Regions from separate parts of the Homo sapiens genome. Here all the other regions are linked to region 2. The links are chromatin contacts, found by Hi-C or POLR2A ChIA-PET in ENCODE. All regions are on one chromosome and are shown on one strand. Each heading gives the region's core, a stretch centred on a gene start or an enhancer-like site at or near the end of the contact. The rest is flanking DNA. Distances are from core to core; before and after follow the strand shown. Region 1 overlaps CLIC5 (chloride intracellular channel 5). Region 2 overlaps LOC101929770 (a long non-coding RNA gene). Region 3 has its middle 180 kb from the start of CLIC5.

Region 1 (4,378 bases), core at 1,834-4,333, 1.2 Mb after region 2:
GGGCAGATTAGAATCACGTACTCAGAGTGACAGAGAGAAAAAAATGTTCAATCGATTAGCTCTATTATAATTTAGGTGCAAAGCCCAGGATTTAAGCGCAGGGCTATTAGATTCTAAAACATAAACTCCTTCTACTCTGCAAGGCCACTTCTGGGTGCAAGGACTGTCCCATCACTCCTTGGGTATTCACGTGGCCTGACAGGTGCTGCAAAATGTTCTCATTCCCCTGACAAAAGAGGATGGGGTTCCCCTCATGACTCCCCCATGCCTTACCTTCCAACTAATTTGGTAACATATTTGTGTTCTGCTACCAGTGCTTGATTTCAGATATAATTCTTAGTACTTTCAGCGACCGTGATGAGGTCAAGAAGGAGTTTTCTCTGAGTAGAGGGGCAACCATGACCCATCACATCACTTTTCAACTCTGCCTGTACTAGGGGCCAGTGCTGTCACACGGGCTGTGTGACAATGAAACATCTGGTCAAAAAGTGAGAAATCCATTTGGATTTTTCCTAGGAGGAAAGAAATATCTAGATATTGAGAAATACCTGGAGCACTGAATGAAGTTTTTACTTTTCATCTTCTCATTTGAGATCATGTTGATATAACCAAAGGGTGCAAAAAAAGTACAGTGGTGGTTTGAGAAAGACCATGGCAGACGGAGATGTCTCTGGCCATCACATATTTTTGAAGAGAAAATACAAAGATGGCCACACTTGTTGACATTTGATAGTTTAAAACGTGAATGGTAACGTGATGGAAACAAAAAATAATAATAAGAAGAATATCACCACTTACTCATCTGTTGGAAGAAGAAGCCTTTCTTTCCACAGGCAGCTAGGACAAGAGGAAGAGACACTGAGAGAGATCAGATGGACTAGGCCAAAGATCCAGGAGCAAGCGGGATGTAGGAGCCCCAGCAGGGCCCAGGAGGATTGGGAGGGTGAGGAAAAGGGCAGGTGCAGGCCAAGCAGGCAGAAATGTAGATGCTGCTATAACGAGCTCAATTTTGAGGAGAGGCAAAGATATTCTAAGGGGATTTTGAGGATGTTCAGCTCTGTGATGGGCAGTGTAACCAATCCCCTCCCCCACCAGAAAACTTTACATAAAGATCTGCATTCATCTTTCAGGTTTTAGAAATGAGTCATGTAGCTTTTTTCTCAGTTGCCAAAGTCCTTAAAGAAAGAGAACAGTAGCCCAGTTACAGTTAGGTTATATGAGTATGAATGACCACACAAAGGCAAAATTATAAAGCAGGTGGAAACTGGGGTTTTCTCATCCGCAGTGACCTTTCTAGGACTCATGGCAGGTAAGGGGGGGCTGATTTTCAGGTCCCTTTGTCTTTTAAATAATGTCTACACCAGATTCTTAGACCACATGAAGTCAGAAATGGCAGCAAGGTTTTAGAAGATGGGAAGGGGACTTTCTATCAGGTCTGATGGGACGCTCTCTGCTGTGCCTGGGCCCTCTGGCTATGTTTGCATGTCACTGGTTTCATCAAGGAAGAAACAGAGAATCTGGGTCGAGTATGTCGGGGAGCCATGGCTTCTGATAACAAACACAGTAGCAGAGCAGCACATTCACTCTGCCATAAGAGATTTGGGTTTGAATCCTCAGTTATGCTTGTTCACAGGTTCACATCATCTAGTGTCTGGTGCAGAGTGAGACTTGATTAAAGTTAACTGCTATTATTATTATTACAGCTATAGAACTTGGGTTTATGAGAGGATGAAGGGGAAGAAGACACCGAGAGAAAGATGAGAGAAGAGATAGCTCAAGGCAGAAATTCAGTGTCTGAAGTGAAGTTTATCTGAACATCCTAGCATGTTCCAGGTCCAAGGAGAATCCTGGAGAGCTTGCAGGATGAAGCTTGCTCTTGACTTTCCTAACATGTTAGGGATCTAAAGTTGCCTGGAAGCATCTCTTTGGGTTTGGCTTTGCTCTCTCCAGGCCACATGGGTGTGTCACATTTTCTTAGTTTGACAGTTTAGAGAGTTCATGTCCACCTTTGGCACTGAACCAAGAACACTGGACTTGGCCTCATAGCCAGAGAGGAGGATGTTGTCAAATTGGCCCTGGGTGTGAACAACCCAGGGGCTCACATGGGGGAGGCAATTCCCAGGCCTCCGTTTCTAGGCACTGCTAAAAACAGGAAAGGCAGAAAGACAAACAGCGGTTTATGAGAAAGCAAAATGCAATGGCAACTTCAACAGATTCCCCACTGTTCCCTCGTGTGGCGTCAGCTGGGCTACAGAGAGTGTGCAGCACGTGGTGCCATGGGTATTATTTGTTTGTTCTAGAAAGAATTTCAGCCTCAGAGGGGAGGATGAATTAAATGACAAGCTCCTATAGTTCTTTCCAGTAAGAAGCCAGTAAATGATTCTTTATTTGAAAGATAGCGTTTAAGTCTTACAATTATGGTGGGTTGGGATATAGGACACTGTTGGTTGCCCACCCTCCTCTGTGGTGGGGAGAATGGGGTGTTTTCTGATGTATTTCCAAGGAATTCAGAAACTTTCTTAAGGAAGACACAGATTCTCCACATAGCTGCTTCCCCAAGCTCTATAGGGGATTCTTATAAAGAAGCATCTTTTTATTTAATACAGCTCCACAAATCACCCTTATATTTGGCGTATGTTCAGAAGTATTAGTACAACAACAAAATGCATATTTTTTTTAAAGGCAAGAGACTTTGGCCAGTATTTGGCTATGTTTAAAACACCAGCATGGTAAACATTTAGGACAACTTTAGCATGCCTTTAGTATAATATTTTCTTAAAGTATGAAGGGAGGTAGGGACTCCAGATCCAAATAATTTTCTAAACCTCTTAAAAGCCACAGTAGATTTGAAGAGAAAGATTATCACTTAGGTCTTCGAATTAAGTTTCCTTTTGTGTACTCATCTGTAGCATGTAAGCTGCCTGAATGTTTATTTATCAACAGGAGAAGGGAGGAAGAGAGAGAGAGAGAAAGAGAGAGAGATAGAGAGAGAGAGAGAGAGAGAGACTGACTGAATGTGGGAGGAAGCTGCAGAGCTAGCGAGCTCAGGAGTGATCAGGGGAGAAGTTCTGGTTAGGGAACCCGGCCCAGACTTTAGCCATGGGGCAGTGGCGACACCTTCTGGCTTATCCCTGAGCAAACAAACAAACAAACAAAAAACTCCCCAAAAACCTATTGTGTATTTTCCACAGAGAACATGTACGTGTGTTTTCTATTAGACTTTCCAGAAACTCATAAATGATTGTAGAACCCATCGTGCTAATAGAAAGTACGGCATAAATGCTGACGGAAGCTATTAATGCTGATTGTAGTTTATGTGGCCAAATGAATCAGGCTGAAATCTGTGAGTTTTTTTATGGTTACTTTATAACAGGTTATTTTTAAGTATCAGGCCATAGATTAGGTTTAATGCGGATGCTCACACACTTAGAATGAGCTGGTTAAGAGAGATTCTAACTTTATCAGTCATCCGTTCCAGCGTTTAGACCTAGAGATTTTTCTCAATTCTCCCTCCCCCAAAACACTTAGGCTGAAGTACATTCACCACATTTTGTCTTGTTTCATCCTCAAATAGCCACATCTTTTACATAAGAGCCATTCACAAACTTAAAAACTGCCTCTGTGCCACTGCAATGCTAGACTGAAATAATTACTGGATTTGGTGATTCTGTGAATATCCTACAAATTCTCTTCCAGTTGCCCATTCTTTTATTTGTTAAACAGGCATCTATTCGGTGCCCACTGTGGGCCAACTTTGTGCCCCTTTCCCCACATGGATTGCTGGGTGAGGACCCTGATGGGGAAGGTGGGAAGTGTTGAGTATATTTAAGGAAATACACATGGTAGTCATTCATTGAGTATTCATCGGATCGTGAACTGATTTGATCACCATTTCCTAAATGACACACTCTTGTTTAATTCAGCACTACATACATATTAAATAGTGGATTATATTAAATGTTAATATACGCAAGTCAAGAGCACAGATCATGGGACCAGCTGCCTGGGCTGGGGTCCTGACCCTGACACATACTAGCTTGGGCAGGTTGCTTAACCGGTGCTTGTTTCCTTCTCTGCAAAGTGGAGATCATAACATGGCATACCTTAGAGGGTTGCTGGGAGCAATAATTGAGTCATCACCTGCAGAGGGCTTAGTACAGTGCCCGGCATGCTGTAAGCAGTTGTTATGTACAATGTGTATGTGCAACGCATGATGATGCTGATGTATGAGAAACAAAGCATACAAAAAAAGCAACAAAAAATTCTTAGAGCTGCAAGAAAAAAGTGGCTCTTGCCTCTGGCTCTGCTCAGTAAACATCGTGCTTGACTCATCCTCTGCCCTGAAATGCTGACATGAACAGGGATATTCAGCTGTTCC
Region 2 (4,224 bases), core at 167-2,666:
GACAAGGACATGGAGGACAGGTACATGTTCCTCTCCTACTATGCCTTCCAGGCACACTCATTCTCTCCAGGCCAGGACAGCAGCATCTGAATCAACCCTGCAGGTAGGCATTCCATTCAAACCCAGCATTTTCCTCTTCTAGGAACTTATTCTGAAGACATAATGAGGGATGCGTATGAGGATATGTATCACAGCATTACTTCTATTTGTGAAAAATCACAGATCATATAAATATCCCACAGGAAAGGATAGATTACATCATTAAATACATGCTGATAGTAAAATCAAATTGTAGATTAATATTTATGGCCAACATTTTTGACATATTATTACATTTTAACTGGCAGGCTACAAACAGTATGACAATTTTTTGTAATGAAAAGAATGGCTATGTGTACATATTTCATAGGAAAACACTAAGTGTGCATGCCAGGAGGTGAAGAGGATTCTTTTCGGGTTGAGGAATTGTGTGAGTGGGTTTTCCCTTTTTTCTTTTTTCAGATATTGCAAGGTTGGTTTGTTTTTACATCGAGTATATATTAGGTTTGTAATTTGAAAAAAGAATTCTTTATGTAAGGGTTACTCATGAATAATATTAGCAAATGCTTGCCTGGTGCTTATTTTATGCCAACCTCTGTTCTGAGTGCTTTTCATGGATTAAGTGATTTAACCCTCACGAGAATTTAGACACGGGAACCATAGCTCAGGAGGGCTGGGCAGGTTGCCCAGGTCAGCAGAGTTGGTATGTGGCAGAGCTAGAATCTGAAGCCAAGCCATCTGCCAACAGGGTCCATGCAATTAACCACTGCACCACATTATTACTCCCCAGTGGAAAAAGACAATCCCCATGGCCAACAAGGACATGCGTGGAAATGCATGTGTTCCTCTCCTGCTATTGGTAGCAGAGGTTCCCTTGATACACCTTGATCCCAAGTGCTCCATGATGGTAGTGCTCAGGTACTATATTCAGTGAATGAATGCAAGTGACAGGTTCCACTTGTCCCCCAGGATCTGAAAAGACAGTCCAGCTTTTGCTAGATTTTGAGCATGACCATGATGGGACTCAAGGAACCTTCCCTCCCTAACTTGGCAGTGGGTGACTTGACTTCCTCACATGCTCTGGAGGATGGTTTTCCACTGAGAAACCTGTCCTGTCTTCTACTTTTCTGGGAGGGTAGAGGATGGCTCAGGGTATCATGGCTCTATCCCCATCGAAGGGGGCAGAGGGGATTCACCAGCTGTGGTAGGTCATTGCTTTGTGGCATTCAATGAACTATGTCTCTTAGAAGTCACACTTTTGTGTGGTCGCTCCTGCATTGACTCTGGAGTTTGCCATGTGGCTTTCTTTGGCCAAAAGGATATTAACAAGCATGATCCAAGCCGTGGCTTTATGAGTGCTTGCGCACTAGGCTTGTCTTCTTAGAACAGTTCCTCTTGGAACCCAGCCACCCTGCTGCTAAAAGGAAGTCCAGACTAGGCCAGTGGATAATGCAGGGACATGGGAGAGAAGCTCTGGAGGATAAGAGGCCATCTTGGACATTCCAGCTTCAAACAAGCTTCCAGATGAAAGCAGCTGCTAAATGAGCCCTGCCAAACCACCCAGCTGAATCCAGTCAACACAGATTCATGAGAAATCATAAATCGTTGTTATAAGCCACTAAATTGGTAGTTTGTTCTGCAGCCACAGGTAACTGAAATACTAGTCTTCTTTTCCTGGACACGCCTGAAAACAGATCCATATATACTTATTAAGTACCCACTGTGTGCCCAGCCCTGTTCTAGGCACTATGGGATAATCATGAAAGGATTCTAAGAAATGAGAATCTGAGGAGACAAGACTGCTACAGGAAGTAAATCTGAAGAAGAATTATGGCTAAACTGCTGCATAGTAAGGAAAGGCGACTGATTTCCCCAACCCAGCCCCCAACATTTCACCTCACAGCAAAGCTGTTGTGGCTGATAAATTTGGCAAACAGGGGTGGCATTGTTGGATACATTGATCTTTTACTTTATTATGATGATGGTTTTGGGCACCTCGGGCCCCCAGCTTTGTTAAATGCTGTTCCTATGGCAGGACAGTATTCTCCATGCACTTAAAGGGGAACCATTTGTGTGACCTTCAGATCAAAGAAGGTAGATGAGATGGAGAATTGAGTGGCCTACTCAGCCGATGGACTGTGACACACCATCATTACTCTTTAATGGGTGGGAGGGGGTCTTGCTAGTGCATCTGCTTGGCTCTGGCTAGGACTGGCCTGCTCACAACTTCATGAATATTCAGTTGCTCCATGAAGGTCCACTGCCTAGAACATTGGAGCAACCCGGAGGGTCATCTGGTCTGATGTTCTCACTGTTGAAAGGAGGAAACTGAGGCCCAGAGGTGAGAAGGGCTCGCTGGAGGGCACACAAGATTTATAGCTCCTCCATCACTGGCGCTGGTGTTAGCCACAGCTCAGCTGTGGTTTGCAGATCCTCTGAGACCCCAAATCCCATGCTCTTTCTCTTACTGCCCTCCACCCTCCTGCTCGGGGCTTGCTTTGGTGGCCAAGCAACCAGGGAACTGAGAAAGTCCACCCAGTTGCAACAAGGCTATATACATTAACCTCTGCTTCAGACAGTATACATGAAACTGCAAAAGTGTGCAGAGACACAGTTCCACTTAAAGCATTTAAAGGTGTCCTGAGGGGAGTGCTTGGGAAAGCAGGCAGACAGCCCATCATTTCACTTTCTCTCTTAGTTTGATTTTCAGTGTGGGTTTTGCTTCTAAGGGGCCATACCTCATACTGCACACTTGAAGGAATGCCAGTTGTGCTTGAAACCCTACACATTCCTGAGCAGCCCCTTTTCCCATCTGGGCCAGTGCAGGTGGATGGCAGGACCCCTGGCCTCAGGAGCCTTGCTGCTGACACTGGCCCTGAGAAGCCTGTTCATAGGGCCTTGTGGAACTGGCCACTTCTTTTCTTTGTTTCTTGATTTTTTTTCACTGAGACCAGATGAGGAGAGCCAAGACTATGGGTAAATTCCACGAATCAAAGATACATCTGGAATCTGCTGGGGAGCCTGGGAGGCTGTTCAAGCCAAGGCATCATCATTTCTCAAATTGGGAAAACACAGGCATGGAGGGGCAAAGGGGTTTTCCCAAGGCCTGGGGCTGGTGGGCTCGATGCCAGGAGAAGACTCAGGGACGATGCTTTCGGCTGGAGGACAGGATGAGTCAGGCCCCCAAGGTGTTTTCCCCACATGGTTTCAGTTCTTAGGTCAGGGTCTTGGCACCTGAAGGAAAACCTGGTCTAGGCCATGTGGAAATCCCGAGCTGCTGCAGCATCTCACTCCGATCGGGCATGTCTGGGAGGCAGCAGGTTGCAAATAAGTGATTTACAGCATGTTCCCTGATGTTTTACATTTTCATCATTTCATGTTGCAGTCCTATCTCCAGTAATGGTATCTGCAAAGGAGTGCAGCTCCCAGCCTGCTATCTGCAGGAGCCCGAGTGGGGAAGCCTGTGTAGTCTCAGGTCTCAGCCTTGACTTTCACGGTGTGACTGTGGTGTCTCAGGACTCTGCGACCCAGGATCATCATTGTGACCATCTTCCTAGTCTTCACTGCTTCCTTTACACCTCAATTCTGAGGACCTGCTCTGAGCCGCACACGGTTCTGGGCTCTAGGAATGGCGGAGGACTTGGGTGCCACGAGAGCACCAGGTAGTAGCTCCAGCTCAGCCTCCCCTAACCCTGACTCAAACAAAACCATCAGATGCATCCCCTACCACTATCTATCTGTCTGAGGATTCTCAGAACCTTTCCACTGGTGGGAATGTAAAGTGATGCAGCCCTGCGGAAAGAAGTTTGGCCATTCCTCAAAAGTATATTATATAGAATTACTATATGACCCGGCAACTCCCCTCCTAGGCATATGCCCAAAAGAATTGAAAGCAAGGACTCAAACAAATACTTGGGCGTACATGCTTATAGGAGCATTATTCACACTAGCCAAAGGTGGGCACAGTTGTCCATCAGCAGATGAATGGCTACACAAGGTGTAGTATATACATACAAAGAAATACTACTATTCAGCCATAAAAAGGAATGGAATTCTGATACATGCAACAACATGGATGAACTTCAGAAACATGCTAAGTTTCTAAGCCAAGCTAACATGCTAAGAAGCCAGACACTGAAGGTCACATATTGTATGATTCTGCTTATATGAAACATCTGGAAAGAG
Region 3 (4,506 bases), core at 240-2,739, 1.1 Mb after region 2:
TGCTCTGCTTCAGCCACTCTGGCCTCAGGGCCTTTGCACTGGCTACTCCACTACCTGGATTACTCTTTCCCCAGTGATCTCTCAGCTCACCTTCTTACCTCCTTTGAGCCTATATCTCAATGGCACCCTCTTAGAGACACCCCTTTTTTTTCCTCAGCACTCCTCCTAACCCTTCTAGGCTTTGCTTTTTGCCAAAGCCCTTAGAAATCCCATATGTTTTGTTTATTCATTTATTTATCTGCTTCTCCCAGTGGAACTCCAGGGAGAGGGAGACTTTCGCTGTTTTGTTTACTACTGCACCCCCGGGGACTAAAACAGTGCCTGGTCCTTAGTGATGATTCATATGTGTTTGAATGAGATATTGAATAAAAGAATGAGTTCTCATTATATATTAGTATTTATGAGTCATGGTAAGTGCTGTGTTCTTGGCTTTACGGATGAAGAAACAGAGTCCCAGAAGATTTTGTGACTTGTCTGAGGTCACGCAGCTTGTGGTAGAGCCAGCTTTAGAACCCAGGGGCTATGACCTGCAGCCTCAGGTCTTTTGGGCAACCACTTCCTGCATTTCCATGCAGCTATTTCCAGGCAGGCACATACCCGGCTCTGACACGGACTCTGGACAGGCTCAATATGCAGATACACAGTCTTTCCCCGAAGTGAGAAGAGGGTACCACACTGCTGCTGTCATTTCCTGGACAGAGAAATGTGCATCTTGCCCGCTGGGTTCAGAGCAATAGTAATTACGAGAGTCTGGAGGGAAGTGAGAAAAGGTATCAGGGGCATTTAACAACCTTCACTGACCTGCAAATTATTATTTACAGTAACACAGAGCATTTCCTCTTCAGAGGCAAAGATGTAGAACATATCATATATGTGTCTTTCTTTTTTTCTTTCTTACTTTTTTTTTTTTTTTTTTTTAAAGAAGACTGACTTCTCACAGTGCTCTCCGGAAGCAGACAGAGAAGAGAAAGGGTTATTGGGCAGGTCAGAACGGACTTACCCTTAGGAGATGAAAGGAATGAATCTTCACTGTACTTTCTTAAATTCCTCCAGGAACTCTATGAAGATGATATTGGAAAACCTGAGAATCTCACTGTAAACTTTTGAGAGGCTGGGTCGGGTTTTATTTAACATGCATCTCCTGTTGATTCGGCACACTGCTTTGCAACAGCAGGTCTGGAGAAGTGTGTTCAGATTGACTGCCTGGGCTGGGAGGGGCTTTGGTTCTCATCTCTTCCAATCTCGTCCCCAGGATGTAGACCATCTGCTCATTCCTAGACTGCAGCTGCCAAACCAAAAACACGTCCACTGACTGGTAGCTCATTACCTATCACAGCAGCCCTTCTTTTTATACTGCTTATGTTGAACTACTGTCTTCTTCCTACAAGCTCCACCCTTCAGGTCTAGTTCTTTCTTCTGGATTGACAGAGGATAAATCTACTATGTTAGTAACAGATAAGCTTTCTTACATGAAATAGAGCAAGTTCTCCTTATCTCACTGGCTCTAAAAAGCAGAACTTGGCACCTAGCAGTCTGTGAAAGCAGGAGTTCCCTGAGAGTCCTCCCACAGTGTGTGTGTGTGTGTGTGTGTGTGTGTGTGTGTGTGTGTTTCTGCGTGGGGAGTGTGTTTCTAATGTGGTGGTGCAGAGTTTGACATTGGAGTCAAGCTTCTTGGGCTCATTTCCAGGCTCTATCACACAGCCCTGTGACTTGGATATGACACTTAGCCTCTCTGTGTCTCAGTTTCTTAAGCTGTAAAATGGGAAGAATAATAGTGACAACCTGATGGGATTGTTGTGATAATTAAATGTGCAAATGCCGTGAAGCATTAGTAGAGTGCCAACCTAGCATATACTGTGTGCCAATGATGCAGTGTCTTTGGGAGGATGTTCTGCTTCTCATGGGTTATAACAAGCAGAAGAAAGCCGTGGATCTGGGGGAATTGTCCCTTGTCCCTGGTGCCTTCTCCTTCAGTGCTTCTCTGTTTTCCTCCCTCTTTCTCCTCCCCTATCTGTTCCCAGGCCGTTCTCCAGTGGTCTAGTCCCAGTATACTGTTCTCTAAGCTGTACAGCTGCTTTTTCTATGCCTGGGGACACTTAGACTTTTTCACAGGGAACCAGGGAGATCCACAATTCTTCCAGGTGCAAAGGAGTGACTCTAAGGGTGACCTCTCAGTGTGGTGAGTGGGAAACAGGTATTCAGGGAACTGAAAGTAAAACCCTTCCCAGTACCCCTCACCCCACAACCACAAACACTCACCTACTTGGACCATTGATTGTGTGTGTCCATGAAGTCACATCTTCCTGCCACATGTTTTAAACTTGACATTTTCTACCTCGCTAAGTTGTGACAAATCCTTTGATATGGCCGAGAATGAATTGCTTTAAATTTAGTCGGAATTCGTGATACATCACATGAAATGAGAAGAAAGACAACCTGATCAACAAATGATATTAATGTTCCAAATTTTGGATGGGTTTAAAACTAAACATAAAGAGAGGAAACTGACAGTTTTTGTTTGTTTGTTTTTTGTTTTGTTTTTTTGAGACAGGGTCTCGCTCTGTTTCCCAGTCTGGAGTGCAGTAGCAAGATCTCTGATTACTGCAGCCTTGATCACCCAGACTCAAACCATCCACCCACTTCAGCCTCCCAAGTAGCTGGGACTACAGGCCTGTGCCACTATGCCCAGCTAATTTTTCTACTTTTAGTAGAGATGGGATTTCTCCAGGTTGTCTAGGCTGGTCTCGAATTCCTGGGCTCAAGCCACCTTGGCTTCTCAACATGCTGGAATTATAGGCATGAGCCACTACGCCTGGCTGAAACTGACATTTTTGAGGGCCTGTTTTGTACCAGGCCCTGTGCTATGTGATTAGCGTAACCCAGGGAGGGGTAGTAGTTGTATTCTCCCTATTTTCAAAGATGAACAGTGAGCTGCTCAAGGTTCACAGCAGTCACTTGAGCATTCCAACCCTAGTCAGTCTGCATCCAAAAGCAGAAGGTTTTGGGTTGTGCAGGCGGAATTTGAAGCCAATGATCAGGAGACTTGGTTTCTAATCACACAACAGGGCTGGGCTACTATTTCTTTCTTTCTTTTCTCTCTCTTTTGAGATGGAGTTTCACTCTTGTTGCCCAGGCTGGAGTGCAATGGCATGATCTCGGCTCATCGCAACCTCCGTCTCCTGGGTTCAAGTGATTCTCCTGCCTCAGCCTCCTAAGTAGCTGGTATTGCAGGCATGTGCCACCACACCCAGCTAATTTTGTATTTTTAGTAGAGACGGGGTTTCTCCATGTTGGTCAGGTTGGTCTTGAATTCCCAACCTCAGGTGATCCGCCCACCTCGGCCTCCCAAAGTGCTGGGATTATAGGCATGAGCCACCGCGCCCGGCCTACTATTTCTTCACATATAAAATGAGAATGGGAATGATAATATCCACCTCACATTCCTCCTGGGGTAGGTGAAGTTGCTTTTTAATCATTTACCTTAATTTATTTATAACAGTAATGCATACACATGAACAAAATGTGGCAAGGGCTGTTGGAGAGTATGTCTCTCTGCCCCAGCTCTGAGCTCATGCCCTGGATGTACACTCCTTGACCATGTCTTTTTACTTCTGGTAATTCCCACCACAACCTTAGATAATTCCTTTATAATCTATTTCTTGAAATTGTCCTATTTAAACTGTATCCACTCCCCCTACTATGACAGGGATTTTTAGCAACTTTACACTGTCTCATGTCTTCCATGGATTTTTGTACACACTGCTATTATCCTCATTCATTCTTGTGGCTACTTTTATAGGTATTAAACAACCTACTTAAATCTTCACTTTGGGATTTGTTAACTGTTAGGAGGAATCTATTGGCTTGTGATGGGAATGGAGGTGCTGCTAGGGCTGAGAACATCTGTTTGGTTCCTCCATACCTCACTGGGCCTGGAACCGTCCTGACACAGGCAGGCGCTGGAATATCCGACAACAGCACACCCGCACTCCCCGGCCCTCACCACCTTCCCACCTCCCTTTTCTGAGCTGTAACATTTCCTTCTGCCTTTACTTCTGGTGTATACAATTTATATTCTAGGTCCCCCAAGTTTTGTCTGTAGGCTAATTTGGAAAACAGAAAAGCAATACATGAATGTGAAGTATTCTGTTTATGAAAATTTTATATGCTGCCAAACCAAGTAGTATGACCAAATCCATATCATTGAACAGGGAACAGTGAGGGGAAGAATGTTCCCAAAGCCAAGACAAAATGGATACTCTTTTTTTTTCACACAGACCAATGCCATGGCCGCCGGTTGCTCTCTGAGGAGGAGGGCGGGCAGTTATGAAACTTGGAAAGGCCTTTCATTAATCTCCCCACAGTCCATCCCTGCTTGTGGCCCCAAGGCTCTGATCTGGGAGCCTCTGCAGGGCTTTGCTGGGAAGGGCGGCTCTACCTCCAGGCCAGTTCTCCCCCTGCCTGTGGTTCTGGGATGTAGATTTTTCCACTCAGCTTTATCTATCG

What was found. Hi-C counts contacts between places; a loop is a spot of excess contacts on that map. ChIA-PET counts read pairs that join two places held with the same protein, here RNA polymerase II (POLR2A). Pooled maps may share reads with other maps.
Region 1: a map of PC-3 shows a loop between it and region 2 (6-fold over the local background). The contact joins two enhancer-like sites. A Hi-C loop is called at or near these places in 1 of 168 maps with a recorded cell type or tissue (PC-3), 2 of 37 single-sample maps with no recorded cell type and 3 of 50 pooled maps. POLR2A ChIA-PET finds 5 or more read pairs at or near these places in 1 of 52 experiments (BJ).
Region 3: a map with no recorded cell type shows a loop between it and region 2 (12-fold over the local background). The contact joins two enhancer-like sites. A Hi-C loop is called at or near these places in 2 of 37 single-sample maps with no recorded cell type and 2 of 50 pooled maps. POLR2A ChIA-PET finds 5 or more read pairs at or near these places in 1 of 52 experiments (activated T-cell).

What each region holds. Positions count from the first base shown.
Region 1 is chr6:45,919,853-45,924,230 of GRCh38, forward strand. The region is part of intron 4 of CLIC5 (chloride intracellular channel 5); the gene reads right to left. Among named protein-coding and RNA genes, the nearest start is that of CLIC5, 94 kb to the right of the region's middle. Within about 2 kb of position 3,084, at least 2 of the 41 ENCODE cell types and tissues checked have a DNase peak (open chromatin) inside an H3K27ac peak, as active enhancers do.
Region 2 is chr6:44,732,600-44,736,823 of GRCh38, forward strand. All of the region lies in intron 1 of LOC101929770 (a long non-coding RNA gene), which reads left to right. Among named protein-coding and RNA genes, the nearest start is that of MIR4642, 300 kb to the left of the region's middle. RefSeq lists enhancers at 3,019-3,108, 3,349-3,398. Within about 2 kb of position 1,417, at least 3 of the 41 ENCODE cell types and tissues checked have a DNase peak (open chromatin) inside an H3K27ac peak, as active enhancers do.
Region 3 is chr6:45,830,047-45,834,552 of GRCh38, forward strand. No RefSeq gene overlaps it. Among named protein-coding and RNA genes, the nearest start is that of CLIC5, 180 kb to the right of the region's middle. Within about 2 kb of position 1,490, at least 2 of the 41 ENCODE cell types and tissues checked have a DNase peak (open chromatin) inside an H3K27ac peak, as active enhancers do.